6 separate regions of the Mus musculus genome follow, and regions 1, 3, 4, 5 and 6 are each linked to region 2. The links are chromatin loops, found by intact Hi-C in ENCODE. Cell type or tissue: left cerebral cortex. All regions are shown on one strand.

What was found. Peaks named below come from ENCODE experiments on the same cell type or tissue, not always from the same donor. Only the 100,000 strongest peaks of a DNase experiment are listed, where the experiment ranks them.
Region 1: it touches region 2 in a loop (2.2-fold over the local background); 5 of 42 quality-filtered maps call a loop at or near these places.
Region 3: it touches region 2 in a loop (10-fold over the local background); 6 of 42 quality-filtered maps call a loop at or near these places.
Region 4: a loop joins it to region 2, with 4 times the contacts of the local background. A loop is called at or near these places in 2 of 42 quality-filtered maps.
Region 5: a loop joins it to region 2, with 8 times the contacts of the local background. A loop is called at or near these places in 2 of 42 quality-filtered maps.
Region 6: a loop joins it to region 2, with 26 times the contacts of the local background. A loop is called at or near these places in 2 of 42 quality-filtered maps.

What each region holds. Positions count from the first base shown.
Region 1 is chr8:108,712,044-108,717,043 of GRCm38, forward strand. It overlaps Zfhx3 (zinc finger homeobox 3), which reads left to right and starts at 2,601. Exons shown (of 10, transcript NM_007496.2): 1 at 2,601-3,287. In left cerebral cortex, a CTCF peak has its summit at 2,703; DNase peaks (open chromatin) are centred at 1,970, 2,687, 3,267 and 4,882; H3K4me3 peaks cover 1,498 bases; H3K27ac peaks cover 937 bases.
Region 2 is chr8:109,245,187-109,250,186 of GRCm38, forward strand. It overlaps D030068K23Rik (RIKEN cDNA D030068K23 gene), which reads left to right. Exons shown (of 10, transcript NR_126329.1): 9 at 4,671-4,737. It overlaps 4922502B01Rik (RIKEN cDNA 4922502B01 gene), which reads right to left and starts at 4,559. Exons shown (of 5, transcript NR_151498.1): 1 at 3,574-4,559. In left cerebral cortex, a CTCF peak has its summit at 2,815; DNase peaks (open chromatin) are centred at 2,876, 3,312, 4,232 and 4,706; H3K4me3 peaks cover 2,430 bases; H3K27ac peaks cover 1,563 bases.
Region 3 is chr8:109,415,509-109,420,508 of GRCm38, forward strand. It overlaps a transcript of Pmfbp1 not described here. Among named protein-coding and RNA genes, the nearest start is that of Gm35145, 43 kb to the right of the region's middle. In left cerebral cortex, CTCF peaks have their summits at 1,939 and 2,743; DNase peaks (open chromatin) are centred at 252, 1,054, 1,921, 2,714 and 1 more place; H3K4me3 peaks cover 203 bases; H3K27ac peaks cover 3,388 bases.
Region 4 is chr8:107,959,645-107,964,644 of GRCm38, forward strand. No RefSeq gene overlaps it. Among named protein-coding and RNA genes, the nearest start is that of Gm39242, 130 kb to the left of the region's middle. In left cerebral cortex, no CTCF peak of the experiment used is centred here; no DNase peak of the experiment used is centred here.
Region 5 is chr8:109,465,703-109,470,702 of GRCm38, forward strand. Gm39246 (a long non-coding RNA gene) reads right to left here. Exons shown (of 2, transcript XR_879182.3): 2 at 2,158-2,449. It also overlaps a transcript of Pmfbp1 not described here. Among named protein-coding and RNA genes, the nearest start is that of Gm35145, 7.0 kb to the left of the region's middle. In left cerebral cortex, a CTCF peak has its summit at 2,032; DNase peaks (open chromatin) are centred at 233, 1,219 and 1,993; H3K27ac peaks cover 36 bases.
Region 6 is chr8:107,953,237-107,958,236 of GRCm38, forward strand. No RefSeq gene overlaps it. Among named protein-coding and RNA genes, the nearest start is that of Gm39242, 120 kb to the left of the region's middle. In left cerebral cortex, a CTCF peak has its summit at 2,834 (motif pointing right); a DNase peak (open chromatin) is centred at 2,838.

The DNA.
Region 1 (5,000 bases), 530 kb before region 2:
AGCACTGGGGGTGGGGGTGGGGGAGCGAGTCTGGGGGTGGGGAAGCAGGTTTGGCTGGGTTGGAGAGGTGTCATTTATCAGCCAGCTAAGCGTTCAAGCGTTCGTGGGCAGACCTCTGGCTCGGAGAATGGGTAAGGGGAGGAGAAGAGAAGGGGCTAGCATTCCCTGGTTTATTTTTAAATATTTATCCTTTGGCTGTCAGTGAGGCTTTCTAGCCGAGCGAGCGAGCGAGCGAGTGAGGGAGCTGAGGCCAGGGAAGGAAAGGGCGGTGAGAAACCCGTGAAGGGGCCTGCCTTTTCTGGCGGTGGCTCTATTTTGTCCTTGCGTCCTGGGTGCTGCCCCAGAATATCAGGCTGTCAGTGCTGGGCAGGCCTGGGTTTAACATCAGACAGCTGCCCTGTCCTGAGTCTGGGGACAGAATTGGCAACGTGGATTTCGGAGAAATTGACGGTTTCATTATGTGAGCGTGGGCCTTGTGAATTCCCTCTTGTTTTGGTTGGATGGAAATGAGTTACCCCCGAGGCAGGAGCACCCCAGCTTTTTTTTTTTTTCACAGTCCATCCTGTTCACGACGGTCTCCAGGCTGTAGGTTACCTGCCTGTGGCTCTCCAAGTTAAATTTTTGTCTAAACAAAGACAGGCTTGAGTAGGCCTCGTCATGCATGTAGTTATTGCAGGGTTGAGATAAAGAAAGGGGATCAGGGTCATTCTTTTTTCTGCTTGTCAGGCTTCTGAGGTGTAGAAGGCCTGACCCAGGGCCTGGGACAGAGGCAGGATCAAGGCAGAGGCCCTCTACTGCCACCCCCTCCTCAGGATCTCTCATTACTTTAGATCCTGTCTTGTGGGGTGTTTTTTTTTCCCTTTCTAGCTTTCATTTTGTCAAAATGTGTATCCCATGCCCCCACCTATACTCACCTCCTTACAAGATTCTGAGGCTGTCCCGTGAATAAAACTCATGAGGAAGCTGCAAAATTCAGTTTTCCAGGAGTGGAAAGCAGTTTCCTGTTGGCTTTGCATCTTCAGCCTGTAGCTTCCAGGTGAGGGCTGAGGGTCTGGAATCTCTGTTTTCCCAAAGAGATTTCTGGAGGGGGGGGTCATCTTCTGAGAGGAGATTCTCCCCCCCCCCACCTTGCCTATCTCCTCGTCTTTATGCATTATTCATTGCCACTTTTTCAATTAAATTATTAATTGGTTTTCTTTAAGGTGTTCCTGACTCGTGTGGCTAACATAAATAACAGTGTGTTTTGAAAACACCACCTGTTCTTGAGCCCGAGGTCAGGCAGCCTGAAGCAGGTCTATGGAGGCCATACTCTGGCTCAAAAACCCATCCTCCCCCAACCCCCCCAGACCTGCTCTCCCCCTTCCCCAAGTTTGACTAAATTTGGCCTCTGCCCTCCTTTGTCCCTAATCAGACATGATTCCCCAGAGGCAGCTCTTTTCTCCCAAGGTCCTAGCTTGGGGTGGGGGAAGGGAGACGGCGATTGCAATCTTTTTTTTTTTTCTTGTGCTAAAATATAGACAGGGTAACAGACTGCGCCCAACAGGTTAGGTATTTACATCGATTTGAAACCGAATTCTATTGTACCAAAATGCTTCCTACATTGGGGCCCTGTAGTTTTCACCAAGCAAGCCTCCCCCTTTCCTCCCTGTTAGTGTGTGTTTAATGCAAATACGATTCCATACATTCTGCTCTTCGCCGGGTGAGCTTATTATATTTCTAACACTTGCATGGTTCATTATTGTGCAGTAGGAAAAGACTCGCGGCTGCCGGGGGCAGCCTGGGTGGCTGGTTTTCAGAAAGAGAAAAAGCAGGTGTCTTTCTATGCTGGGAATGAAGACTAGATTTAGGAGGAGGGTGGAATTCTGTCTGAGAGGACTGGAGCCTTCCGGTGAGATTTCAAGGGGGCCTGCCTTTGCATAACAGAACGCCAAAGGTGAACCTTGGGAGACCTAGAAGTGCCCAGCTGTCGCTGTGACCAGCCGAGGTAGCCCCGTTGGGTTTGATCCTGGTGGTAGAATCGTCTTGAGCCGGGCCACCTTTCTTGCCCTGTCTGAAATGCTCTGTGGCTCCTAAGGGCAGTCTCCTGATCCTGACAGCGGGTGGTTCCAGGCTGCTTGGCCTTTTCTAGTCGTTTCTTGCTCTCCTCTTCTCCCCCTCTCCTTAGAAACTGTCCTTAAACTCTCAATGGAGAGTGAGTGAGTAGGGGATGTTTTCGTAAGTTTCTGCAGCTGAAAAACAGAAGTGCTCTGTGAAGCAGTTAATAGGATGGGTGTGTGTTTCAAATAAATTCCTGTCCACATTGGCTAAAGTCCCCATGTTAGAGTGGCCTGGCTCTGACGTGGACAGGGCCCAGAGACTGATGGATCAGGGTTCGGAGGCCCCGACTGCTTGTTCTTCTCTTTTGGGGGAGAGACTGGGGGTGGCCGAAGGCGCGTCCGTTTCTTCCAGGCCGGCCTTTGACTTTTGATGAGCGGTGCGGTCAGTGCCTCGCGGGGACGCGGCTTTGTTCCTGCCGGGCCGGTTCCTGGGTTGGTGCAGGCCAGGGCAGCCAAGGCTCCTGTCCCCAGGCGAGTGCGGCCCAGGCCGCCTCCAAGGCTGGTGCTGGGAGCCCGGGCCCGGCAGCTCCGGCCCTGCTCCTGTGTGTTTGTGCGTCTATGTCCCCAGGTCCCCGCAGGCGCGCGGGCGCGGCCACCGCGAGCAGCCCGGCCTGCGCCCAGCGCGACTGTAGATGTCAGGCTTTGCCCGGGGAGCCGAGAGGCTGCGGGGCTGTGAGTTTCAAATTAACCTTCCGCTTTGTTGCTGTGTAATGTGGATCCCCGAAGGCCCCCCGCCCCGCCCGCCCCCCTTCCTCGGGCGGTGCGCGCTGCAAACTGCGAGTTGAGCTTCATTTACATAAAGCGATTCCGGGCGGGCGGGCGGGCGAGCGGGCGGCGCAGGAGGAGGAGAGAGGCGGGCAGGCCGGGACGGGGACCGGGACGCAGCGCCGCGCCCCGTGGGTGAATCCCCGCCGCGCCTGGGGGACCTCCCTCCCCGGGGCAGCCCGCAGATCGCCAGCCCCGGGCCGCCACCATGCGCGCCCCGCCCCTGCCGCCAGGCCCCTCGCTCCTAGCCTGCGCCACCGCCGAGCCCGGGGGGCAGCGGGAGGTGGGGAGAATGCCGCCTGGGGTGGGTAAGTTCGGGGCTCCGCTGCCACTGGAATCTCCCGTTGTCGCGCTGCCCGGCGTGGTGGCCCCCGGACCTCCGAGTGCCTCCTTCCTCCTGAGGTGTACGGAGGCTTTGTGTGCCAGGTGAGTGCAGCCTCCCTCCCCCGCCGCGCCGCTCGCAGCCGGCCTAGCGCTGGAGGCAGGTGCTGCGAGTGAGTCTTGGCTGAACTTCCCATTCTCTTGGGGCGTGTGGGGGAAGGGCAGGCTTGGATGCACTTGAACTCCTAGACTCCAGGAGGAACCTACCTGGGGAGAGAGTGGCTTAGAGTCTGCTGGGCACCAGAGTACGTTCTTCCTCCTATCTCCTCTTGCTTTTCCTTCCCGACCTCCTCCTCCTCCTCCTCCTCCTGCTTTTGGGTTAGTTCCTACCTTGTTAATACTTGGGGGTACTGGTGCCATTGAGAACTTTGGATTCTTTGGTCTAAAACACACCTTCAGCTGCCGGGGGGGGGGGCGGTTATGAAGGAAAGAGAGAGAGAGAGTGAGAGTGTGTTAGAAGTCGCTGGTCAGTTTGCAGCAATGTGAAGAATGTGCCTGTTTGGGGAGTAATTAAAGAGAGAATCAGGGCAGAGCTGGCGGGACCTATGGAGATCATCTTGGCCTGGCTGCTCTCTAATTTCGGTTTGTTCTTCTGCCAGAACCGGTACAGCATTTATTTTGGGGGGCGGGAAGTACGAAGGAAAGGTAAGATTTTTTTTTTAAACTCCATTTAAAGAGGAGAGATATCCAAGTTAGGGTAGCAACAAGAAAAATAACAACAAAAAAACCAAAAACAAAACCAAAACAAAATCCAACTCAAAGTCATTTTGTAGGCTTAGAGAGAAACAAGCTTTCTGGATAACAGCCTTTTCTGTCCTGTGCGTACCTATGTAATGATGATGGTGATGGGAAATCTTACCCTCAGGGGAGAGCCCACAGCCCACATGGCACACTCAAAGGGAGTTTCAGCAGCCAGCCTTAGTGGTGGTACCCAGTGTGCTAAACTGGTTTAAAGGTGACCGGAGAGCAGGTGAGTCCAGGAGGGCACCCCACCCCCCACCCTCCACCCCTTGCATTTTCTCATTTATCAGCCTCTGAAGACTCTCTTGGAGCCACTGATATATAAACCCCAGAGCATATAGGCTTCCCATCTGGAAGGCAGGGAAGGCCAGGGCCTGCTTGGTGTACGGCATCAAGACACAGCAAGGAAACCAGACTTAAGCCTGGGAGAGAGATGGTGAGGAAGTTACACGTCATCTTCATCTCACTTCATTTCGTGCTTTGAGATCTTTGGTGACGAGTCACTAAGTAAATAAGAGTCTAATTTGAAGCTCACCCATAGCTGGGGGTAACTGTTTCTTTGCCATCAGGCAGCAGGTGCCCAGTTTGTAGAGTTGGCCCCTAGAGTCCCCTCATTCCTAAATTCAGGAGGTGTCAAACCTTCATGTTCTTTTAATGGCTGTGGTTTCTGGATAGGTTTCAAGGGAAACCCTAAAAATCACGAGTTCCAGTGGGCTGGGCTGGAGTGCTGTGGCCCAGACTGCATTAAATAGGAAAGCATAGACCTTCGGAGGTAACCTGATCGAGAGAGAGAGGGAGGGAGAGAGAGAGAGAGAGAGAGAGAGGGAGAGAGAGAGAGAGACTGCAGTAGGGAGTTGGAAGCCTGGTTCTTGTTATCACAACATCCACTGGCAGCCTGGGATTCTAAATCCAGACGTGGAACACAGGGAACAGAGGTGGGCTGAGAGGAGTCTGGAGACAGATGCTCAGTCATAGAAAGATTCTGAAATGAGTGTGTGTGTGTGTGTGTGTGGGGGG
Region 2 (5,000 bases):
CAGAATATACTGGAGAAGGAATTCTCACCAACCCATTTTACGAAGCCAGCAGTACCCTGGTAACAGTACCAAAATCATTACAAGAAAAATCATATACTAATATCTCTCATTCGCATTGATTTACAAATCCTTAACGAAATGCTAACAAGTCATGCATCATACTATGTAAAGGATAAGTACATCGTAGCAAAGTGACATTTGTCCTAGGATTGCAGGGCTCGTTTAACAGTGAAAATCAATCATCATAATTTGCTGTGCTAACAGCTTTATTTAAGCTCTTACTTGTTTCAGTGGAAGCAAGATCATTTCACAAAGCTTAGCAATCACTCGTGATTTAAAAAGGGAAAAAAAAAAACAACACTCTTGGTGACGAGGAACACAAGGAAACCCAACGTAGAGCATGTGTCTTAGTGGCGAGAAATGAAAGCCTACAGTAAGTCATCAAACAAGCAATGGTGTCCCCTAACACCGGAAACAAAGCAAGCGTTCTCGCCCCCCCCACACACACACCCATTCAGTTTCTGCAGAGTTGAGCTGCATGGCCTCATTCATGAGGTAAGCTAAATGAGAAAGAACGAATGTGTGTGATTGCTGGGAATGAAGATAACAGCCGTGCAGAGATGGATGGATTGTGTTTACAGAAAATTATAAGGAATCTGTAAAAACTATAATTTGCATTTTTAAAAGTATGCTAATATATTAAAATCTGAGCAAGCTATTACCATCTGGGAAGCTGAACAGGAAGTCAGTAGCAGTCATTACAGATTTGTGAATAAGGTTTATGAAGAGTCTGGGGGTGAAAGAGACTATCCCTTTATGAATTATTTAGGTATGGATAACTGAACATAGTTAATGTCCTTACTATTTTGAGTAGAACTTCTTTTTTTAAGACTGACTTGGTCAGCGCCTTATCAGTGGGATCAAATGTTGACCATGTCTCAGTCCTGTGCCCTTCTCACAAACTAGGGTAGAACTCTTATCAGACCACAGATGTCACCAACATGACTGGCATATATATTCATTTGAGAGGAGTAAAGTAAATACCACATAAATGATCTGCAGTCGGAAGTCAGACTGAAGCTCATACCCACGTATGCCAGGGCAGCATTTACTCTATGTGCCTAGTTAATCTTTCTCACGATACCTTGTATAGCTAAGAAGTAAACATTTCCCTTTTCTTTTAACTCTCTCAAATACTAAACGATACACCAAAATAGCAACAATAGCAATAACAAAATTTACCATGTATTTAAGATGTGTTATTTACAGACTCTGCACCAAGTCCTTTACGTGCATTATTTCCAAATTTAACACCCACAATTCTGGCAATGGAGAAATAAGAGGTTAGAGGCTAGAATAATTAAGATTAAATAGAAATTTTCCAAAGAGCCTTAATTCTCCATTCTTTGTACTTTGCTATACTGTAACAACACTTACATGCCATGATAGCTGAAGAGTGTGTGTGTGTGTGTGTGTGTGTGTGTGTGTGTGTGTGTGTGTGTGTGTGTGTGTGTGATGGAAATTATGGAGATTGTAGGTGAAAAATCACAATTTATAACATAATTACAATTGGACCTGTTCTAGGCCAGCCTTAAGTAGAAAAGTTGTGCAGATATACAGATCAAATTTAGACTTTGTTCAGATAATTTAAACAAAAGATATAAATTTAACCCGTTTATCAAAGTACTTTGGACTATCCACCTGGCCAAGAAAATCAACAAAATCTTCCATCTAACTTCTTGCTTCACCCTCTGCTACCCCTTTGAAACCTGAGAAGTGGTACAAATATGTTACTAGCTCTGAATCCACCCAACAGACTCAGTCGCTGTCTGCCTACCTCTGTCTATCGTAAACATGCACTGAATGGAGACTCCTAATGCCAGCACTCCGAAATGTCAGAGAAGCCCAGAAGACATCATTACCCTGAGAACCAACCAGCACCGCAATTATCAGGCCTCCTTAAGCAGCGGATGATGCCGTCTGCTCTTTAGCAACGCACTCTTCGATAGCACCAAGATATTCCTTCTTCCACAAATACCTGGACCAGGAGGCAATCTACTGCATCCCAAAGGAGTAGCTGTGCTTTTGGCTTCTGGGCTGAAGACCACTGAGGGGGTAGGGGGGTAGGCACCGAGCCGCTGCTGCTGTTGCCGCTTTCCTCTGCCTCAGACCTACAAGGGCCCGCTCAGTGTTCATCTTGGTGAACCCTGATGGCTCTCTGGATCTGGAGCCCACACCTGGGACCAGTGGAGCAAAGATGGCTTCTGACAGCTTCCTGTGCTACCAAAAGCCTCGCAGTGGCTGAGTAGCCTCCTCTTCGTGGGTTCTCTCTTCTCCCCTCCCTTCCACATCCAAGCCCTTGTTTAGTCCCAGGTTCCATTAGAAATGCTATTTGGGCAGCAAATTTCACAGATTGGATCCATCTCAATGCTCTCATGCAAAGAAGGCACATCTGTCTGACTCTTCGTTTAAACTAAGGGGAAAAAAAAAATCAAAATACCAAAATGCCGTAGCCGCTCAGAGCTGTCTCCTAATGAACCTGTTTGTCCCATGAGCTGTAGTGAGGCGCTTGTCCTCGGTAAGAATTCTTTGTGCATATTAATATTATGCATGTTTTCCATGTGACTCCTCACTTGCCCTCACCCCATCCTTTGAATTCATTTAAATAAAAATAATTTATGTGGACATTCCTTCAGTCAGGATTTTCTCTTTCTCTTTCTTAAAGACATCCATAACACTCAGTTGATGCTTTGCATCCAAACCAAGTCGTTATGCCTTTGCATGTCATTAGAGCTTTATAAAGAACAACAGCGACATCTGCATGTGCCGAGGTGCCAGGAGATAGGAGAAAAAAAATACCGAAAACAAAACTCCACACTAGCTTGGAGGCTCTTTCTCCCCAGCAGCGCCTGCCACCACTGTGGATAGGAGTAATTGTACAGTGTAATCACATCATGTCTCATCTGAATATTCATAGCAGAGACAAAGCTTTGGAGGATAAGGGAGGAGTGGAGATAATTTAAATATAAGCCAGTGTCTCATTTCCAAATCAAGTTGTGCAGTTATGCCGTGCACCAGGATTCAATATTAAACCAACACCGTTTCACAGTTCGAAAATAGGACACGAAGAAGACGGAAGGGGCATGGTAAAGAAAGAGCGGTATTACATTCTCCTTCTTGGCTACGGACAAAACAAAAATGGACGGCAACAGAATAAAAAATCGTTAAAGTGATATTTGAAGAGTCACCAACAGTGGCTAACCAGCTGCTGGTTTACCAAGAATGAAATAGCCTATTGAGGGAACTTTAAAAGCCCTCAATTAATATGTTGAGCATGTATAAGATCCACAAAGAACTCACTGTATTTCCCACTTCCCCCCAGACATCCCCAGTACTCACAACTCCCCGAACCACCACCTTTCTTTTCTGTCAGGTGTGGGGTGGGGGAAAGATCAGAGCTACACAATAACTGGTTAACCTCTTCAAAACTGCGACAGCACCGGTCTTCACAATTAAAGGACAAAAACAAACACAAATAAAAAGGGTGACTTCATTAATGAGGGGATAAATTACCAATGACTTCTTCACTCTCTTTAGCTTATTACCCCCCAAACAAAACAAATATAATCCACATGTTAAAATCTCTTGTCTTCTTTCTTTGTTTTTGGTATGACGTTCTTTATTATGATTTTTTTTAAGTGTTGGTATTTGTAGAAGCTCCTGCCACTGTGTTCCCCAAAGAGCTACTAGTCTCAGCCCACTGGAGTTTATATTCCTTTAATTGTCTAGTGCAGGGACATTGCTGCCGATCTTAAAAATATACCGCTCTGCAGGAATTAGAGGAATCCAAGGTTGTATCCAACTTCAAAGGTTTCCAAGTCATAATGATTTTAGAAAGGCAGAAGACACATCATGGAAGGAACAAGCCCCCGTTTGAAGATAAGCATCATAGGGAATCTCTTTTTCCTTCCCTGTCTTCCCAACTTTGTGCTCCTCTCGGCTCTGGGTGCCCCCTCGCTAACGTAGTTTAATGATATGCAAATGAAATATGCATAAAACCATCCTACTGTATGATGATTAAACACTGGAGACATTAACAGCGGAGGCTTTACTCTGTATAATAATCCTTCCCGACCATCCACTTCGATTGCGGAGTTATGGAAACCCATAGCAGTTGGCAGAGAGAGGGGAAAGAGAGAAGGAAGAAGAGATGCAGGGGCACATCTCCCACTCGGTGCTTCTCCCACTCCCAAGGAGCTCCCCCAACCTTTGTACTGCACTAGTGCTGTCTTTTGTAATCCATCCATGCAGTCGCACCAGAGCGATTAACGGGGGGAAAAAACCTCTTTTCTCTTAATGTTTCAAAGCTCATTAGCCAAACGATTATTCCTCATTAACAGCGAAAGCTTATTCATTAAAAGGAAGGATATGCCCAAAAGATGCCAGCGCAGTTAATCCTGAGTCCCGTAACTGGACTGTAAATCCCAAACTACTTGTATATTCCATGCGAAAGGGGCACGCGCCAATCCACAATTAAAAGAAAAAAAAAAAAAGAAAAAGAACAAAAATGAAAACAGTTTGTGTGTTTTGTAAAATCCACAAGAGCAGCAATTAATATTCCCATTGAATTGACTTTAATTTTTGTGTGTGTGTCTCCCTTTTGTTTCCAGCGCCTGCCCCTGGCTCAGCGCCCGGTGCCAACAGAACACCTTCAGGATTCACAGCAACGCAGAAACCGTGAGTACCAGCCGCTTCCCTCAGACCCTTTTGCAGGATGTCTTTTTTTTTTTTTTTTTTCCTTAAGCACCTAAAACATAGAGACAAGGCTCTTTTCCCTTCTGCTCCTCAGCATCATGCCACCAGGGTTTGCCTGGTAGCCCCTTCCAAATCTCTCTGCCTTCAAGTTTGTACTTGTGTGTGTGGCATCCCTCCTCCTCCTCCTCCTCCTCCTCCTCCTCCTCCTCCTCCACTCCCATAGTGGATCTTGTAAAGGGGCTTCA
Region 3 (5,000 bases), 170 kb after region 2:
GCTGTTTGTTAATGAGTGGGAGGTAACCTTTAGGGCTCATTAACATTCCGCTGATGGAAAACTCCAGCGCACAGGTCTCTCTCCCCCCACTCACTTACACAGAAATCTATCTCTGTTAGGCGTGCTGGTGTGTGGAGATTGGTCTGGGCCCTCCCCCTTAGCCCTCCCCTTTAATCTCTTGGTCAGGTTTAGGCAGAGATCTTTAAACTATATAGATTTCTCTTTCACCATGCTCAAGGAGTGTGTTGTGAATCCAAAGAAACATACTGGGCGTCTGAGTATGTGCTGGGTTCTGCTGAGTCTGTCTCCTTCCATCCATAAAGCAATGTACTCACTGATGCTCGACGTAATAAATGGGGTGGGGGTGGTCATGGAGGTGCTCTGTACCTGAAGGCAGAAATAAGAATGGGGAGGGGGGAGGATACAAGAAGTAGCAAGCCCCCGTGTACCAACCACACCTAGAAAATCACAACGAGTTGTTTTCACGAATCCATTTGCGAGACGGCAGTGAACAGGAAGCCATTCTTATCACTAGATCCCTGTGTGGTGTGACAGCAGCTGGTTCCCCTGCCCTGCCAGCAAATAAGACCTCCAAATCCTCCCAGAGCGCGGCAGGTAGCATCCGTGTGCGGCAGAGCATTTAAATTCACTCGGCACTCCTCTGTAAAAGGCCACCATTGACCGGTACATGGCACTGCCAACCAACATCACCTAAACAGATGGAATAACTGCCAATGGAATTTGTGTTTTAATCACATTAATGTATTTGGCAGGGAGATCCACCTAAGTACACATTTCAAAGTCTGCCTTTGATCTGAGCCCCTTTGGGGCATTTTCCATGACTGATAAACTCCTCCTCTGAGTTCATAGACAAATGATGGAAATTGTGGGTTTTTTTTGGTTTTTTTTTTTTTTTTTTTTAAGAAAGGGAGAAGGAAGCCAGACACCCACGTCCCATCTGGCCTCTCCGTCTCTTGGGGGATGAGAAGCTCCGAGATTCAGGACATCTCACTCTCCTCTCACCTGCCTGGGCAGCTCCCTAAGAAGGGCTCCCTGAAAAGGACACTACTGCCCACCCAGTCCCTTCTCCCCCTTGAACACAGAGACACACATACATGCTTGATACAGAATCCACGGTCTCTGCGAGGCTCCTTCTGCTATTTTACAGACGCCTGTTTGGATGCTTGTGGAAAGCCTGCTGCCAACAGCTTCCCTCAGCATCTGCCCCTCTAGCCCATCACACATGTCTTGCTTAGCTTTCTAATATACCGTGATGGAAATCAGAAGCTGCGCTTTGAATGAAAACGCTCTAATTGTGCGATCATTCCTTCTAACTGTTCCACCGTGAGTCAGGCTCAGTACAGACACACAGACAAAACCAAGCCCTGTTGAACTTGGCAGTTTCCGCTCTTCCGGAGACGCAAAGGGCAGAAGGTCATAAGCAAAGTGTGATGGCTACTGAGGGGAAAAGCTGCTACATACAGATTCCCCGCTCAGACGCAGCTCCACCTTGCCTGCTCTTGAAATGGATCATCAGCTACGTCCCTTCCCCACTTAGGATAAAGAGATCTGAGGAGGTTTTTAATTCTCAGATGAATTTTCTTGTTTGTTTGTTTGGTGGATTTTCCCCCCTTCTTTCTCCTCCACAGAACACAACTAGCAAATGATTGGATCTTTGACAGAACAAAGGTATTTTTGATGGCTCTGTAATCTAGTGCGCTAATGTTCCCAGTCCCCTCATTGTCTTGCTGTCTGATCCTATCCCTTCTGCCAGACAGTCACTGCGGGATGAGTCACTTTTAATGTCTGATAATCAAGGTGAATTTTCAAAAAGCTGCCATTTTGGAATTATGCACTATATCCCAGTGTCAGGGACTAGAAAAGAAAGTGAAGGGATAAGGAAGGCTAAGATAGACACCTACTGTATGTTTGGAGAACTGCAGGACCCAGCCAACGTGGTACCAGATAAGATGTGTCTGGAGGGTCCAAGTCGATCAAGGCATACATGATGAGACAGAGACTATGTTAATTATAAATTAAAAATAACTTCTATGATAATGAAGATTATATGCACAGGAGAAAACGTCTTAGTTAAAACAGACTAGAAGGATAGAATTAAAACGCAGCCATTTGGGGCCATGGATTCTGTACCTACTGAATATATTGTGGTCTATTAAATAACCTAATACAAACTTAACATTTGAAAAAGAATAGAAGGGAATTGTAGTAGTCTCCGTGGAAGCTGTATTGTCTGCTGTCCTTACTTAAAGCGCTATCTGCTAAGAACATTACCTAGCTGATGAACACAGCCTCTCTCCAACCACGGAGATGAGATATTTCTAGAATCATTTAAAGAAATACCCACCCTACTCCCCAACAACAACAACAACAAACAAACAAACAAACAAAAAACCCACCAAGCCCAGTGAACTAGCCAGAGGGATGCTAAAAACCCAAGGCAAACAAAGGGTATCAGACACTCTTTCCGGGTTTTGGCTCTTCAAGTATAGGGTGGTCATTGTCTCCTCTGAGGTAATTAACTAGAGCCACGGCTCCAAATTGTAGACCTTGTTTTTCATTGTGGGCGTTGTGCTAAGTGGTGGGGTGGCTGAAGGAAGGCGATCTGAGCATAGCCCGCGAGTTCCGTTTATTATCTGGAGACGTGAGCACTATAAATAGAGCCAGGCTGTTTTGACTAGGGAAATGCTGTCCTCCTCACAGCCAGGGGATGCTGGGGAGCAGACGCTGAAGCTTCAAAGCTTTGTCCTGCTTTAGAAAAGCGTGAGGTTTTTCATGGCTGTTTCAGTGGCTGGTCGGAGAGTCTGCAGGCGCTTTATCTGTCCTGGGGGAAGGAAGAAATGGCATTTCAGAGGATGCTATTTTATACCTGTGATGGATGCTTACATGTGTTCTCCAACAGAGGCATCTAAATACCCTGGCATCCTCTGTGTACAAGTTGTATTTACAGATTATTACACTTATATTATCTACAGTGGTTACCACTAATCCTCTGTGTGTGTGTGTGTGTGTGTGTGTGTGTGTGTGTGTGTGTGTGTGTGTGTTGGGGGGGTAACAGAGAGACACACATATAAGCGCACACACATATGAGCACACATATGCTATAATCCCATAAAATGGCTATAAAATAGGCACATGAAGAAAATTTGTCGTTGCTGCATGGCTGTTATAGTGCACATAAAAGAAGATTTAAAAGCCAGAGAGTATTTGAGCTGTAAGCAAGTCCTTAGAGGTCATTTGGTACAGTCCTAATTGTAGTAAGATGGCAGAAAAGTGACTTGTCCTGTGACACTCAGTCAGAGGTCAGCAGGTGCCAGGCTAATGCCGAGGTCCTTTCTCTCAGCTCGGCACACATTTCTGTTGCCACGCACCCTCGGCAGCGTGGCTAGTCATGATTCCAGCAAAGACACCCGGAGGAAGAAAGAAAAACCCCCAGAGAGTCGCACATTTATAATCTTGAAATACAGGAATGAAATGAAACATAGTATGAATTAAAATTTTTTAAAAAAGCAAGATGGGAAAGAACATACATGTATCTGACAGACAGAACCTTCTCTACCTCAGCCAGCATTTGATACGAAGGCAGAATTGTCCTTATCTTACTAACAGAGACATTTGGAGCTGGCAAAGAAAGTGGGTGCTTCTGGCACAAATGATAGAGCTTTCTTCTTCTCCATATGTGCTTTCAGCGAGAATGTCAGACTCTCTAGGCCCCAGACTACCAGACACAGCAGACACCAGGAAGAAAACAGGACTTCCTTTTACTTCTAGACTAAATCCTTAGCAGGTGTAGATAGCCTTGCTCTCTGTTCAAAGTCTGCCTGCTGTAATCTGGTAGGTGTTTTTTGCCTCTGTAATTTGCATTTCTCTTTTGCTGTGTTCTGACTCCCGTGGGGGTAAAAATCTGCCTCCCCCCCCCAAAAGATTTCCTTTGTGCTTAGCTTCCTGGTGCCCAAAAACCCTTGTCAGGTCAAGTTCATCTCCTGTTTTAATATTAAACATGGGAATTTCCTTTACAAGCACTAAAGAGAGCAGGAGGTTGTCAGAGGTGCCGGGTGGTAACCATGGTGAAGTAGACATCACTGTGAACCAGAGCAGGGCCTCCCCGCAGCTCTGTGCTCTCTTCTAGGCTCTCTTCTAGAAGAATAAAAACAAAGGCACACACTAACAACTAAAAAGAAAAGAAAAACGGAAATCATGACTGTGTCTTAGCAGGGTAAACGATCCTTAGGAGACAAAGGAAGGGATCTCAATACTACACATTAGGCAAGACATTTATTTGTTTTTAATTATTATAATTGTGGGAAATGTGCATGTGGCAGTCAGGTGACACACTTATGGTGATGATTCTCTTTGTCCCCCATCTCTGTTGGTTCTGGGGATCCGATATATATCCACTTGTTCGGGGATCCAATACATGTCAGCTTGCGGAGCAAGCACCTAACCTGCCGAGTTATCTCCACGGCTCCACTGTAAGAGATTTTAACAAGATGATGGGTAGAGATGCTGTGATTGGTAGACAATGAAAATGTTACCACGGAACAAATGTTGGCTCTTTCGGCTCACGAATTTTGGCTCCTTCAAGTCCAACGAAACAAATGGCCTTTCAAATTCTTTCAAACATTGCGGAATATATGCGTAGCTGGTGGTGTTAACCCGGAAATATGTGGCCTTGTTCCCTCCCCCTCCCCCCTCCCCCCCTCTCCCCCTCCCCCACTTAGAGAGCCTTTGGGGTGTTGTTGGGACTTCCATTTCAGTGGTTCTGCTAGAAAGAGTGGTTCTCAACCTCAGCCCTAAGAACACTCGTGGAGAGCAGAGAAGGAAAGAGGTACCCAGTGCTTTATCCTACATTCGGCGCTACCTACGGGCTCCACCCAGCACGCACGAGTGCTATGTCCCTCAGAGAGTTTTCACAGTTAGAGGTATCTCCTACCGTTGCCAAGTGTCCCCTGGGGAAAATCACTTCTGGTTAAAACAGCCAA
Region 4 (5,000 bases), 1.3 Mb before region 2:
AATATAAATCTTTTAATAAAAAAATAATATTTTTATATGCCGGGCTTTGTAATGAATGGTGTAAACAGAATATACTTTAATGCTTTTACGCTTTATAAGATTTATAACAATAATCAGTGAAACCTTGTAAGTGTGTTTGCCCCTTACGTGCCTGGAAGCCATTGGATCTTGCGGTTAATTGTATAAATTCTATACACTATGGGAAATCACCATGTATCATTTATATTCAGCATGTATTATGTGTATAAATATTAAAATATATTAGCTCAAAATGGCTGATTATTCCTCAAACATTTTTGTGATAAATCTTATCTTTTTTATGGGGTGGGTGGGTAGGGGGAGGAAAGTAAATATTTCATGTTACTTGGAAATATTCTTTAAGCAACCTAGATTTATTATTAACTCTTTAAATATTTATAACTGCCTTAAAATATTTGGGGACTTAGCTCACTTGATAGGCGTATACCCGGGAAGAGGGTACAGTTGTGTTTGTTTGCGGTGTCTTCAGGCAGTTCTTCAGTACAATGTAACCATTGTCATCCACTACTGCCCTTAATGTGTGTGAAGCAGGCATTTGTGAGTCTGTTCAGTTACACGCAAGCAAGCAGTGTTTCGGATCAAGATAGGAATCTTATATTATTTGTACATTTGGGGATGTTTTGAAAACTCCGCCAGTATAACCCTCATCATTAAAACAAAACAAAACAACCCCTTTGAATCTATTCTAGACAGTCAAGCAGCGAGCAGCAATGCGAATTTTTGCATGTGAATATGCCATTTTATGTGCGGCATGTCCTTCAGATATTTTTAAAATGCGGGTTGTTTATATTCACACGTAAACACATAAGTCAAATATACGGAGGTCTGACATAATAGCAAATGTAAAAAATTAGAGTGGTGCATATTTATTGAGACCGATGGAGACGCACAATGAATAAACAAACACGGGGTTGAGCTGTTTTACAAATGCATTTGGCAACTGCCCGTAGCAGTCACTGTGTACATTCTGAGGGGAGGAAACGTCAGAAGAGTCTTGTAAACACATGCAGCTGGAAAGAATAAAATAAAAAATGATGACTAGCGTTGACAGGCAGACTCGGGCTGTATGATATACTTTGTTCATTTGATTCTTAGAACTCAGTCGGGGGTTAAATTGGAATCCAGACATCAAAGAATTCTTCCACCAGACCCAAATTTTGCCCGCATAATTTTTTTTCTTACAGTTGTCATAATTTTAGCTAATTTCACAGTGCAATAAATTTTTACTGTTTGAAGTCTTCCTCCCCCCCTCCGTCTTAAATATGCACACAGTATGTATATATCTCCTGTGAACTCCCCACACACTTGAACCTGATTGCATACACGTATAAAAACGATAGACAAGCCCATGTGTTCTTTGCACACGTGCCCGCTCACATGCAGAAGAGATGGTGAGAGCAGCCATCGAGTTCTGTCGGCTGACCCTAATCCTGACGCACTGAAGGCAAAAGGCAAACTGTTTTCAGTAGCTGTACCTTTGTTTCTTCTTTTTGCTTCCCCCCACCCTCTCTCTCTCCCTTCCTTCTGGCTGTTGTTGTGTCTGAAAATGTTGGCAGTGTTGGGTGCTGGGTATGTGGAGGCTTTGCAGATTTCTGTATGATTTTTATCTGAAGGTCAGGGCTGAGGAAATTCACCGGGACGAGATGTTTGCCGTTTGCCATTTAGCCTTACTTGCCTTATCAGATGGTCTCCTCACGTGAGCCACAATCAGAGGGCTCCTCTAAGGAGGGTGAAAATACGCATTATCTATCGTACTCATACGCCGTCTCCCTCACCCCCTTCACAGCCAGGGCCCTATTTCTATGACTATTTAACTTCCAACATTCCTTGGGTTCATTGACTTTTGACTATAATCCCATTTACCATTTGCATTTCTTGAATAAAAATGTTAAAGGTAAATGCAATTCTCCCCTCCCCCCCACCACCACACACACTGTAAAAAATAAGAATCTTGACAAATCACACGACTGCGGTCACGTGACATTTCTGAGCCACTGGCGTGTGCTCCTTCAGCTTGGATTTATCTTAAAATTGCCATTATAGAAAAAAAAAGACAAACAAAACACACACACACACACACACACACACACACACACACACACACAGAGAGAGAGAGACAGAGAGACAGAGAGGGTTTTCTTTCTCATGTATTTAAAAACCTTTCTTCTTCTTCTTCTTTTTTTTTTTTCTCATGACTTGGATGTTTCCCAGTGAGGTGTAGGCCTGGCTAATTTGGTCACCACCACCACCATCATTACTACCACCGTAGCTGACAGACACTGTGGCTAGTTAAGTCTCTGTGGCTCCCATCCTATGAAATTAACGTTGTCTGTGGTAACCCCAGATGGAGAATTGGTTTCACGCTAGGAATGCTGGGAACTTCATTTCTTAAAGATAACTGCCCAACTTCTGTCATTCCACGCACTGATTCAAATCGTGCACGTTAACCAAGGAGAGTGTACTTCCTGCCTCCCTGCCTCTGAAAGGATTCTCTTCTATCTCCCATGTGCTTAGCTGAAGGACAGGAAGGAGCCATTTTGGATGGAGACTGGAAGCCATTAAGAACAAGTGTTAGACACGGTTTCTGGGAACCAGGGAGAGGGTACTTACTGGCTCTTAGGATTATTGGGTAGCTAACCGTAGCTCTCATCCTACCTACGTAGTTAGACATTTGCAGTAAAAATGAGCCGTGGGAGTCGCAATGCTGTCTGGCTCAGGTGCTTTGAAGCTGTGAGCTACCTCTCGACCTGAGTATTGATTTGGCAGGGCTAGCCTAGGCACATCTCACCATGAGACCCCCTGCTGCCAAAGGTTTCCAATGAGCACTTGGACAGTCATGTGCTTTGCTACGCGGTCCCTCTCTGAAGATAAACATTTGCTTCCCATCTTGTCATCTCTTTCTGGTTATTATTTGGCCATTCATTTATTTCACCATCACCGAGTTATGGTAAACAATGACTTGGATGCCTTAAAGCAACAAGGATCTGTGGTCCTGTGGCTATTTAGGGCAAAGCCATAAGCACGCACACACATACACACACATACATACATATGCACATGCACGCACACACACACACACACACACACACACACACACACATACTCTCTCTTTTTTATTGTCCTCCTAGGGAGCAGAATTTGAACTTAATATTCCATGAAATAAGCCATTGTAATCACGTTGGGTTAATAGAAGAAGTAAAATTGCCTTTCCTCTCACCAGACAGAGCAAGGCTGTGTTATTAAAGGTTTCTTGTGGACAAGCGGTTTAAAATATATCCTGGGTGGCTGATGCAAGTCCTTTTCAGTGTGCATGACAGCTTTTCAGACCTTAATAGGCTGCTCATTCCTGGTGCCCGAGATCCTAGCATTTCTTCTTTCTTAGGCAGGCTATGGCATGATGGCTCAAATCTGGCATAACAGGGACACGTGCCGAGCTGACTCCGCTAACGAGTGGCTTTCTGTGCATTCGTGCCAAGAAGGTAAACCATCAGGACTTAAAACACTACCCATGTTGAAGACTCATCCCTATCCCTCTGTTGGATGACCGTCTTGAAATCCCCACTCGCCAATAAATACAGAGCAGTGTTGGAAGATCGGCAAGGATGGATGGCAAGCTCCTTCAGATGGCCAGCCAAAGGGATTTCTTTTTCTCAGATGGAGAAAAGAAGGACAATGGGTTGTAGTTGGTCTTATGGGAAACTAAATATGGATTTTAAGGAGAAAGCAGTGAAATGTTATTGTGTAGGGCTAAGGGTAACAAGCCGACTCCCCATCTTCATCAGAACCGCTCTGACGTAAACACAAGAGAGCCTTACCGTGAGACTGCTGATGTTCTCTCATGGACGGGCCTGTGTGAGAGGGTCACTGGACCCTTATCCGATTTCAATCACTCCTTCCTGTGTCTCTTAGCTAACTGTATAGAATTCTGCCCTAATTGCAAATAACCTGGTGGTCTGGCAAGGTACTGGAATATCTAGGTTGGGCAAGTAGTGGAGAGACAGTTGTTTGTCTACCCAGGGAAAGGGTCCCTGGAACAAATATTTACGTGTCAGTGTTTTTGTTTTTCACACAAGAACTGCTGCCTGAAATCTCGGCTTCATGTCCAAATCTATCGAAGACAGGGGAGGGCAGCTACTGTGGCTACCAACACCTAGGAGAACATTTAACACATCAAGAGTCTAGAGTTGACATTGAAGTTTATTTGAATCGAGGGCTGTGTCTCAGAATGCGTTTTCTCCTAAGTTTATGAGCAAAGCAAAGAGAAGGGAATTGGCTGTGAATGCCTTTTCAAATGCTGCTTTCTAAGTCAGGCCTTGTCTAAGAGATACAGGGAGAATTATGGGTACTTCTCTGAGGATTCCCCTGCAATTTAGGAATAAGAGCTGTTTTGAAGCTTGGGGTAGATTCGTGTGAATGTAGTTTCGCCTGTTCTCTCTTCCTGCACTTGTTCCGGTTTCTTTTTCCATGTAACACGTCTTCCCCTCACGTGACCCAGCAGATGCGTGGCCTGTTCTACTTGGAGCGATGCTTCCTGGCTCCAAGGATTGGCTGGAGGCAGTGCTTTGTTGCCGGCACTGCCTTCAGCCTCAGAGTTGACAGGGAATGTCTAACTCACCTGGCTTGTCCAATGCCCGGCAGTCTAGATTCCCTCCGGGTCCCTGAGTTCTTGGAAATGGTAGTGTAGCAGCGAATCTCAATTGTGTACAAACCGGTTGTCAGAGATCCTACTTTTATCCCTAAATATGATGTACAGACAAATTTATACGGGGAGGTAGAAAAGAGAATTTAACCTTCCTATAAACACTCAATATTACAAAGTAGCTCAAGAGCACCTTCTAGACAATAAGGGGGCCTGAATGAACTATCCCACGCCCACTTTGAGGCGGGACTATGAAAGAAAACACAGGAGTTGATTGGTTGAAGTAAATGTTTACTGAATATTGGCTTTGTTGGAGGTAGAG
Region 5 (5,000 bases), 220 kb after region 2:
TGCAGGGATGGCTTGCTAACAAGGCCTCCTAGCTTTGTGTATGTTTTCCCCTTAGTCAGGCATATTAAATATGTTAATAAAAGATTCCCCAAAGCTTTCTCTATCAGAAGCTTCCAGGTGGCTGCAGTGACCCTGGGTGCCCAATTACCTGGTGAGGTCACCCCATGACTCACAGATGGAGCTCTCTCTCTCAATCTCTCTCTCTCTCTCTCTCTCTCTCTCTCAAAATCTCCACACTCTCTTTTTGCTCGTGGCTTCTGCTAAGCCTGGTTACAATCGCATGCAGCTCTGTGGCCAGAACCCATTATGTAAAGCAAGGCAGTGTCTCCTGCCCTTGCCTAGCTGTGAGAGCCATAGGCTACTACTAGTGTAAAATATGGATCGCTAGTGTGTCTCAGACCAGCAGAGTCAGAATCTCCAGGTGATTCTGCATCCTTAAAACCAACTAAATTTGGCAAGTGCTGCCCGTAGACCATCGAGCAGGCTAGTGATACTATGGCTGTCTGTGGGTATGTGTGTGCACGGACACATACCTACGCAAGTGTCCAGGTGTGCCAAAGAACAATGGCAGGCATCTCAGTTGGTCTCCAAACAGTTTTGGTTTTTTGGTTTTTTGGTTTTTGTTTTTGTTTTTGTTTTGAGATAGAATCTCTCTAGGAAACTGGAGCTCACCTATCTAGATAGACTGGCTGGGTAGCAGGCTCCCAGGACCATGCTGTCTGTCTCTGCCTCCCTGGTGTTGGAATTACAGACACATACCACCGTGCCTGATGTTTACAGAGATGCTGTGGAGTCAAGCATGGGCTTTCATACTTGCGCAGCAAATACTTTACTGATTGAGCCACTGCCCCAACCCAAAGCTTTCTTTAAAAAGGAATTATACTGACATCCTAATGTCTCCCTGTGAGATACTGAGCCAGAAGTCTTATGGGGAACTCCGACCTGCTATTCATGAAGAATAGGGGCAAGACAAACTAGAACAGTAGTTTTAAAGAATGTAAAGATTGGGCTAGTAGCTATAGAGATTCCTTAATGGAAGCATGAATGAATTTGGCCCGGCTAATACGAACACATTTTCTATACCACCAAGGAGTTATTTCCTGTATAAGAAAAGAAATTCTTCTTAAAGCACAGATCCATCAATGTGTCGATGCAGCTGCTCTAAGCAGAGTGTGTGCATGGATGGCTGTCACCGATGGGCATGAGGTGAAGTGTAAGGTTAAAGTTTTAGTCCCACTCAGCAGCTTTCCTATGAGGAATTGCAAGACAGGTGTTATGCTTGCAGATTGCTGACTGCAAGTGCAAAGTAAGGCGGCAGCATCAAAGATGCCAGCACTGAAGCCAGAAGCCTGGCCAGGGACCTTCCTGTTCTGTATTCAGCAGAGATGATGGGAAGCTCAGCAGATGAGCAGTCCAGGTACCCTGTGCTCTGTCTCCGTGTTCTCTTACACAAGCGATGCTTGAACATGCTTCTTCTTGGGGGAGTCTAGACAGAGCCTGCGGTGTCAATATCCCTTGTGTTGATCTTTCTCCCATATCCAGAAGCAAAGGGTAAAGATACTGTTGAACTTTCAATGTTCTGTCCATCCAGAAGTATGGGGTGAGTGATAAACACTTGCAGAGTCTGTTTCTGAGTCAATCCAAGGGTTTTCAAAAATTCTTTCTCCTGTGCTTTCTCCCCAGTCTTTCTCTTTCCTTCTGTCTGTCTGTCTGTCTGTATCTGTATCTGTCTGTCTGTCTGTCTGTCTGTCTGTCTCTCTCTCTCTCTCTCTCTCTCTCTCTCTCTCTCTCTCTCACACACACACACACACACACACACACACACATCCACGAGCTCTAAGGGAGAGGTGGAGACTGATTTAGTATGGTCTTCTAGAGGCCTGAATCCCCTTATCTGGAGATGAGTAGAATTCTGGAATGGAGTACAGACTTGACATCCATACCCAGCCAGAGAAAGGTAGAACCCCCCAGCCGCCGGCTCTGACCAAGCGTAGCCCCACTGCAGCCTTTCTGTGGGGCTGCAGCATCACCTAGTGATGCTCCGGTTTAAGTACAAGCTCTCTTCCTGGGAACTGTCCAATTTCATCAAACTGTAGTAAGATGAATTAGACACATTAATGAATGAGGGTAATGGTAAACATAATCCCAAACTGGAGGTGACCCCTAATTCCATTTTTATTTAGTCTGGAGTTGCCTACACAGCATTTGAGTTCTCCGTAAAGCAACGCGAACTCTCACACGGCCGAGTTTGTGCCAGGCAGGACAGACGGGACGGGGGAGGTAGAAGAGGGCTAACAAGGTTAAAGGGAGACTCAGCTCTATCAGCTCAGGTGCTTCAGGAAGCAGGATGCTGGAATGACATCTGAAGGGTGACATCTGAAGCAAGAGGCAGAGGTCCGAGGAATGGGACAGCGGGAAGAGCCTTCATTCTGTTACACGGGCCCAGCATCTGTAAAAGGAGAGGGGGGCGCTTCAACTGCAGCACATTACAACAGGGAAACATGGTACAGCGCTCTCCCACAGAGGCACCTTGTACTGCCAGAATGAGCCCTGGTACCACCGGTGTATGGACCCATCTTCCGCGGCAGCTCTGAAGATGCTCCCAGCCAGGGGGGGTCACTCTCAGCCGGAGGGGCGGGGCGGGGAGTTGTCAGCTAACTGCAGCTCTGTGGCAGGTGCTCTCCTCACACCTGGAGAGCATGCCTTCATGGCTGCTGCAGATGGTAGGGCAGCTGTCCTAAGGTCCCCAATGTCTATACGCTGTCAACAGGAAACCAGTGGGTTGATGCATCTAAACTTGCTCCCTCAGTCACAGACTAAGAGGAACTCAAGTTGTGATCTGTACTCCCTGGCATCACCCTCGGACAGGAGGCCTTGTGCCTTTCACTGGCCTGTTCCCAGCCCAGAAAACTAGGTTTAAGGTCAACAGTCTGGACCACTATTTCACTTAATGGTAGAGGATCCATTTGGGTGTAAGAGAGTCCATATCCTGCCCCAGGCATGAGCAATGATTTGCCTGGATCCCATGTCCCTCCTGCCTGAAAGCGATCTTTGATGCTGTTGACCAGGAGATGCGCTGTCCAGGTGAATGCCCTGATCTCTGTATTGGAAACATGAAGGAACTCGCACCAACTCTGGGGTTTTTAGAAATCCAATTTGGGCGGAATTAAGAAGCCCAGAAAGCACGCCAGGCAAGGGCACAAAGTTTTCTAGTCACAGTTAAGCCACAAAGCCCAGGATGTCTTGAATGAAAAATGCAAGGAGCGGCTTGACAAAGGATGCTGGAAAGATCTGAAGGTGGAAGAAAGCCCGCCACAGAAATAAAGGATGAGGGGGGGTGGGGAAGAGGGTAGAGTGAATGCAGGCTTTTCTAAGGCTCATCGAGGAAAGAAAGAAAGAAAAGAGCAGAAGAGGAAGCCAAATAAATGAGTTAATGCCACTAAGAAGGTTAGAGGCAAGGCCTGGACTGGGGAGGCGGAGCATTAGCCGGACTAATAAATAAAAGGGGGAGAGAAATTAATGGAGACTGAGTGGCAGAGAGACTGCACTGCTCTTTTAAATTAGTCTTTAACAAGAAAAAATAAAGGACAGGAGCATAGATAATTAGGAAGTAATGAAGACCTTTAAATATAGATGTTGAAACAAAACCAGGTAAGGGAATACTTAAAAACCCGGCACGATATGTAAAACAGCAGGCCAGACAATGCACGCTCCCCAGCCTTGAGGGAATCGCTTAATGAACTTGCAGAACTACCGGCCATTATTTTTCAAGGGCTCCAAGAGACCTCGGACTATAAAATGAAAATATTTGGCTAGCTTTTTACCAAATAAAAGAGAGGCCTTGGTAATTACTATACCTGACACCATATACTCTCTCCCACTCGGGGACATTAGAATGACACGCGGAATTAAAAATATTGAACCACCTGGCAGCATGGGGGGGGGGTAGCAGTTAGTGTGTGATGGTGAGAGGCTCTGTGCTCTTTGAGTACAACCAGGGGTGACACAGATGTTTGGCTTTGCATTCAACAGAAGGCTTTGGGGGTTTTGCGGTGTCTGTGTATAATTCTTTGTCTTTTTTTTTAAGGCTAATGTAAAATCAGTTCCCATCCCCAGAGAGCATAACAAAGGGTTAAAAAAAGTCTTCATAATAGCTATCAATCTATGATATTTTCCCCAAAGATAGAGGAATAATAGAATATAGGCAATGTCAAAACTCTTCAAGTGCTCTCTCTAACAACAGTGTTCTCATTAGCGCATATTAATTATGCAAATTAGCGGGTCTCACGGTGACATTTTCATGCACACGTGTAATACGTGTTTATCTTATCACCTGCTCACTATCCTCTCTAGCTTTTCACCCTGAATTAGTCCCCACCCTCTTCCTAAATTGTTCACTTCGCTTTGATGACTTGTTTAAAAATCTAGACCTGGCACATGCAAGAAAATGCTCAATATCTGTCTTTCCAGGTCTGGCTTATTTCCGTTAATGTGATAAACTCATCCCAACTTACTTCTGAAAGCATGATTTTATTCTCCTTTACAGCTGAATGGTACTCTAGAATACACACACACACACACACACACACACACACACACACACACATATATATATACATATATATATATATATATATATATATATATATATATATATACTATACATTGTCTTTATCAATTCATCCATCGATGGTTGCTCTGTCAGCTGACTAGCGTGAATCATGCTTCAGTAGCCATGAAGGAACAGGTATTGCTGGCTGGTTTGTCTGGGTGTACACCCAGAAGTGGTATATCCAATCTTTTTAACCTTAGCAAATAGGGTCTAACAAGTTATTCTTCATGTTATTAAACAAATCATCATCTAAAACTTGGCCGCTGCTTATAGATCTAAAGCATGAACATCCAGAAGTTATTTTATAAAACTCAGATGGTCCTAAAATAGGGTGGCCTGTGTCCGTACTATAGAATCGGCTTCCTCCACTCCTGTAGCACTCACACCC
Region 6 (5,000 bases), 1.3 Mb before region 2:
TGTGTGTGCGTGCATGTGTGTGTGTGTGTGTGCATGTGTGTGTGTGCATGTGTGTGTGCATGTATGTGTGTGTGCGTGTATGTGTGTGTGCATGTGTGCATGTGCATGTGTGTGTGTGTGCATGTGTGTGTAAGAATAATCTTTTGCAGAAAGCTTCCTGGGTCCATGTACACTGCTTTAGCGATCGAGCTTCATTTAAGAAACTCATTACAGCACCTTAGAGAGAGACTTCTCTGTGTGTCCCCACCAATGGAACTCTTTTTCCAGGGCCTTGTCTTCTCTGCACTGTGGCCCCCATCCACTGTGTGAATGAAATGTGAAAATAGTTGGGGAGTTTCTCTGAGCTAGCAGCGACCGCACAAGCTGAGTTTTCTTTTAAAAAAAAAATACGGAGACAGTTCATGTATAGAGTCACTGTGAATGAGGGCGTATGTGTGGTCCAGTTCTTTCAAAGAAACACTCCACAAAGCCACCAGCCTTATAGAAGGTGGCACCAGGGACTGTTTTTTTTTTTGTTTTTTTTTTTTTTTGAGTGAATATATTTTGCATCTATTCAGTTTGTTCTAATTCTCACACATCATTCTCCTGTTCCAAGAAAATGCAGGATTTTAGAGTACTGAAGAAAAATGTCAGTTGTACAGTTTATATTCTCAGCCTCGTTGGTGTGTCACACAGAAATGTTGCTAAACAGGGCACCTGACACAGCAGCTCAACTGTCCAGGTTGAATCCCACAGAAGGATTCCAACCCTGTGGACAACTTCCCTAGCAAACCTGGGAGATTTTCTGGTAGATATGGCAAGGCAGTGGAAGCAGCCATGCGCATCTGGTGGGCCACACTAGTTGTGCGCAGCATCCGGTGGGAGAGACAGAAGGCAGATACAGCTCACTCGGAAACCGTACCTGCAAGGACCCGGTTAGAGACATTTCAGATTAATACAGATTCATACTCTTCTGCACCGGATCGTGACGTCTCTAAATTTCAGTAGCTCACCTCATATGGCTTGTTTGACTTTTTTTTTCGTGCTAGGGCTGTAGGCTATTGCACTTCCACTGATCCATATCCCCAGCTTCCTAGCCTTCCTGAATGTATAGCCCATGGCCCTCCCATGTTTTCCAATTCTTTATCTTACAGCCTGATACTGTATTTGAAATTATAAACAAAATTGTTAATAGCATTCCCAATTTAGGAAATTAAAATTTCATTATTTCCTGGTTCTTTTTCCTGTTATATACTATATATAACAGGGTTTTTCTATTTTACGGGGAAAAGAGGGCCCATATTTAAACATTACTTATTTTTTCACTTTATATTTTTGCCTTTATATAGAAAAAAATAATTAAAAACAAAACAAACCAAAATAGTCCTGACTTTCTTCCATCTCTTACCTCCTCTCTAATCTGTTCCCTGAGCCTGCAGACCTTGTCATGATGGCATATTTGACCCCTGCTTTGAGAACATGTCTAACAGCTCCCACCCATGAAGTGGCCTTCCCCTTTTCCTCCACCATGAGAACTGTCCAGAGAGGCCTTTGGGAAGGCCAGGATCTCCAACTGGCCCCACAGTTAAAAGAATTTACGTGATGCAGGTTTCTGGATTCAGATTTACACTGATTCTACCCTAGTCTTCTGCCGTTTTTTTTTTTTTTTTTTTAAGTGACTTTCCATGCATTGCTATGATTCAGAGTCAGCTATAGTTCCTCTAAATGGTATTCTGTAGTAGTGTTACCAACAGGGAGGGGGTGACTCTGCCGTTTCTACCCCTCCCCAGCCGATGTGCAATGTCTGGAGAGATTAACTGGTCATTACACCATGTGTATGGGGTGGTAGTGGGGCTAGTGACATCTTTTGAGTGGAAAGTAGGGGTCCTGTTTGTCATCCTATACTGCACAGGCTGACCCTCCATGATAAAGAATTCTTGACCCTAACAGCAAGTTGGGTATCCCTGCTGTTTCTTATGTTTGTACCCGCAGTTGCAAAATGTTGCAGAGACTTTTGGGTATACACCGAGTTTATTTTAATTATTTTCCCCCAAGCGGTTGTGAAGATGTAGCTTCGTTTTGTTGGAGGTGTAGCAGAGTTGTCTAGCCCCTTAGCTTTTCTTCCCCTTAGCGTTAACGGCTTTGTATGCAGAATCTGAGATGGTGGTCTCCTAAACATCCTTCCTGTTCCATGATTCTCATGAAAATCATGTCTCGAGGAGGATGAAATGAAAGGGAAGAGTGCGGCCGAGCAGAGGGTGTGCATGCAGACACGGGAGAGGAACTCCTGGAACCTGGGCAGATGCCTGTGTTTTATGAGGCACCACGGAAGTCTCATCCCACACAGCTAAAGACCACTCAGAGACTGGATGCTGACAGGACCAAGGCTCTCTGTCTTGGCTGTTCTTCATCCCAGCTCCACCATGATGGATGGTCGGCTTCCCTATTGTGATTTCACAGAGGAAAAAAAACCCAAACAACCCCAAAATTTTGCAGAGTAGGTTGTAGCACAAACAGCTTGTGAAATTCACAAGCTAGAGATGGTAGGAATGGACCCTAAGGTCCCTTGCTTCCCTGGTGGTTCTAGTTTCTGGGTGTTGTTTGTTATGGAGGGAACTGAAGACAGCAGAACTTGGTAGAAAATTAAAAACAAAACAAAACCAAACCGCTGGGAGGAGGCTTGCCTCAGAGAAAGAACATAGTGGTTTATAATGGGGACTGATGTTCCAAATGATAGGCACATACATATGTGTATGATACATGCAAAGATTTCCTACCCTTTACAACAGAGAAAGTGCAAGACTGCCTGTCTCTCCAGTCTGTAAGCCTTTTAAGCTAGCTTTGCTCTTGGCAATGAGGCCGAGCTTCACTTTCCCAGTAGATGGCATTGTAGTCTGTTCAGTGAAGGGCTTCCCTTAGCCAATAGTGCTGCATATATATATATATATATGTGTGTGTGTGTGTGTGTGTGTGTGTGTGTGTGTGTGTGTGATATATGTATATGTATGTGTATATATATATATATATATATATATATATATACCCCCTCCCGAGTTTCTTCTTCGCTAACATCTACCTCTACCTCTCCCTTGCATTAAATACTAGCTTGAGGTTATAAATAAGAATCTTGTTTTTGCTAGTTACTTGTAACTCTCAAAAGATTTGATTTAGGGAAGGTGGGGAAAGGTGGCAATAGATAATTTAATGTCACTATAGCAAATGAAAAAAAAATGGGCTAGATCTGGGAGTGTGGGACATGGATAAAATATGCAAGCAAGGAAAGTTTTCAGATGGCACTGTTTCAGAATGAGAGCTGCCTTTCATCTTCTGCAGCCCACCTTTTTGGCACTAAGCTGCCGTTATCATCAAAGTAGTTTCGTGTGGGTGTGAAGGGAGACCTTGATGAAGTTTTATTCTGGAGCAGAGATTGTTTATCTGTGTGGCATTCATTTTAGGCTGACCCCTGGCACACTTGACATCTTTGTAAACTGATTAATTAAAAATCTCTTTAAATAATAATAATAGTAATAATAATAATAATAATAATAATAATAAATCATCTGGGACTCTGTGTCTATTACATATAGACCAAAAATTGATTAATGATTTTAGCTAATTGTAAAAGTCATCTTCATGACGTTCTTTCTTCTTTTAGACCAGTGAAATAACAGCAGTGGTTGTTTGAGCCAGCAGCTGTCCTTGTTGCATGGTGTTGAGGGAAGATGCCTATGGCTGCTTTCTTCCTCTTGCCAGATTATCATTTTGCATGCCGGTGGTAAGAAGCTCAGAAGAACAATCAGTACATGAAACTTGATTTTAACAAAAAAGAGAAATGATACGGAGAACAAATATACTTAAAAAAAACCTCACAATAAGACTTTCTGTAAATACCCTCTAAAATGAAAGAAGTTGAATTCTATGAACTGGTCTGAAACAGAGTTATATTTCTTTCTTTTTGCCTTGGTGAGCATTGGCAAGGAAAACACCTGGCTTATGTGCCTGTGTGTTTTAAGTGAATCTATAGTACCATAAAGTCCCCCCCCCCATGAGGCTTCCATCTTTTTCTTATAAAAATATTTTTCTAAAACTGTACATTTCTCTCCCCACAAGCCCCACCCCAAACCCTCTTTGCACTAAATATACACTATATTTCTCTGATAGTCATTTGCTAATAGTATTTGACTTCCATTTATCAATATCGTTTCTTTCCATTATTTTTAATCACAAGATTACGAGCTATGTATTTAGTTATTATTTAAGCTAAATGGTGTCTTTGGCTGTTAGCTGGAGAAGATAATGTCCCAATATCAGGATTAAGTTTGCATCTCTATCAACTGGCTTAAAAAAAAATACCCAACTTGATTCCTTTTGAATTAACCGAGTCTTATTTTATTTTATTTTTTCCCCCAGCATCACCGATCACCATAGTAACCACTAGCTGTCAGTTCAGCTTCTGACATTTTTCTCATTTGGTAAGATTTCAGAATTGCCATCCTCCCTGCCAACATGTCATGAACAAGAAAAAAAAATGCATGAAAAATCTAATGGGTGTCTGGTCTGATTGTCCTCATTCGAGGCAGGAAAGACAAAAACTGATGAATTGTGAAATGTATTCAGAGGGATTCAAGGAAGCGAGTGCGGGGACCCCTTCCCCCCACCTCGTTTCTTTTTGTTATGCTTGATGCCCTGTACATGCTTGCTCTGACACTCGGGTTTGTAGAAATTTAAGATTAACAATTTTTACACCCGCCCAGCTGATCTCTCTCCCTTACCTATTTTTTTTCCTCTTGAAAGTCATTAAAAATAAAGTTACCAAGGCTTATATTTAGTTTGATTTATTATATCATGTATATATATATATATATGCATACACACACACACACATATATATATGCATATATATATTTTAAGTTCAAATTGGCTTTCAATATTTAAGCTGCTGTGCCTGCAAATGAATGACAGTTTGGGAGCCAGATGTGGACCGTGAAGCCACTTGGTGGGTTTGTGTGTGTGTGTGTGTG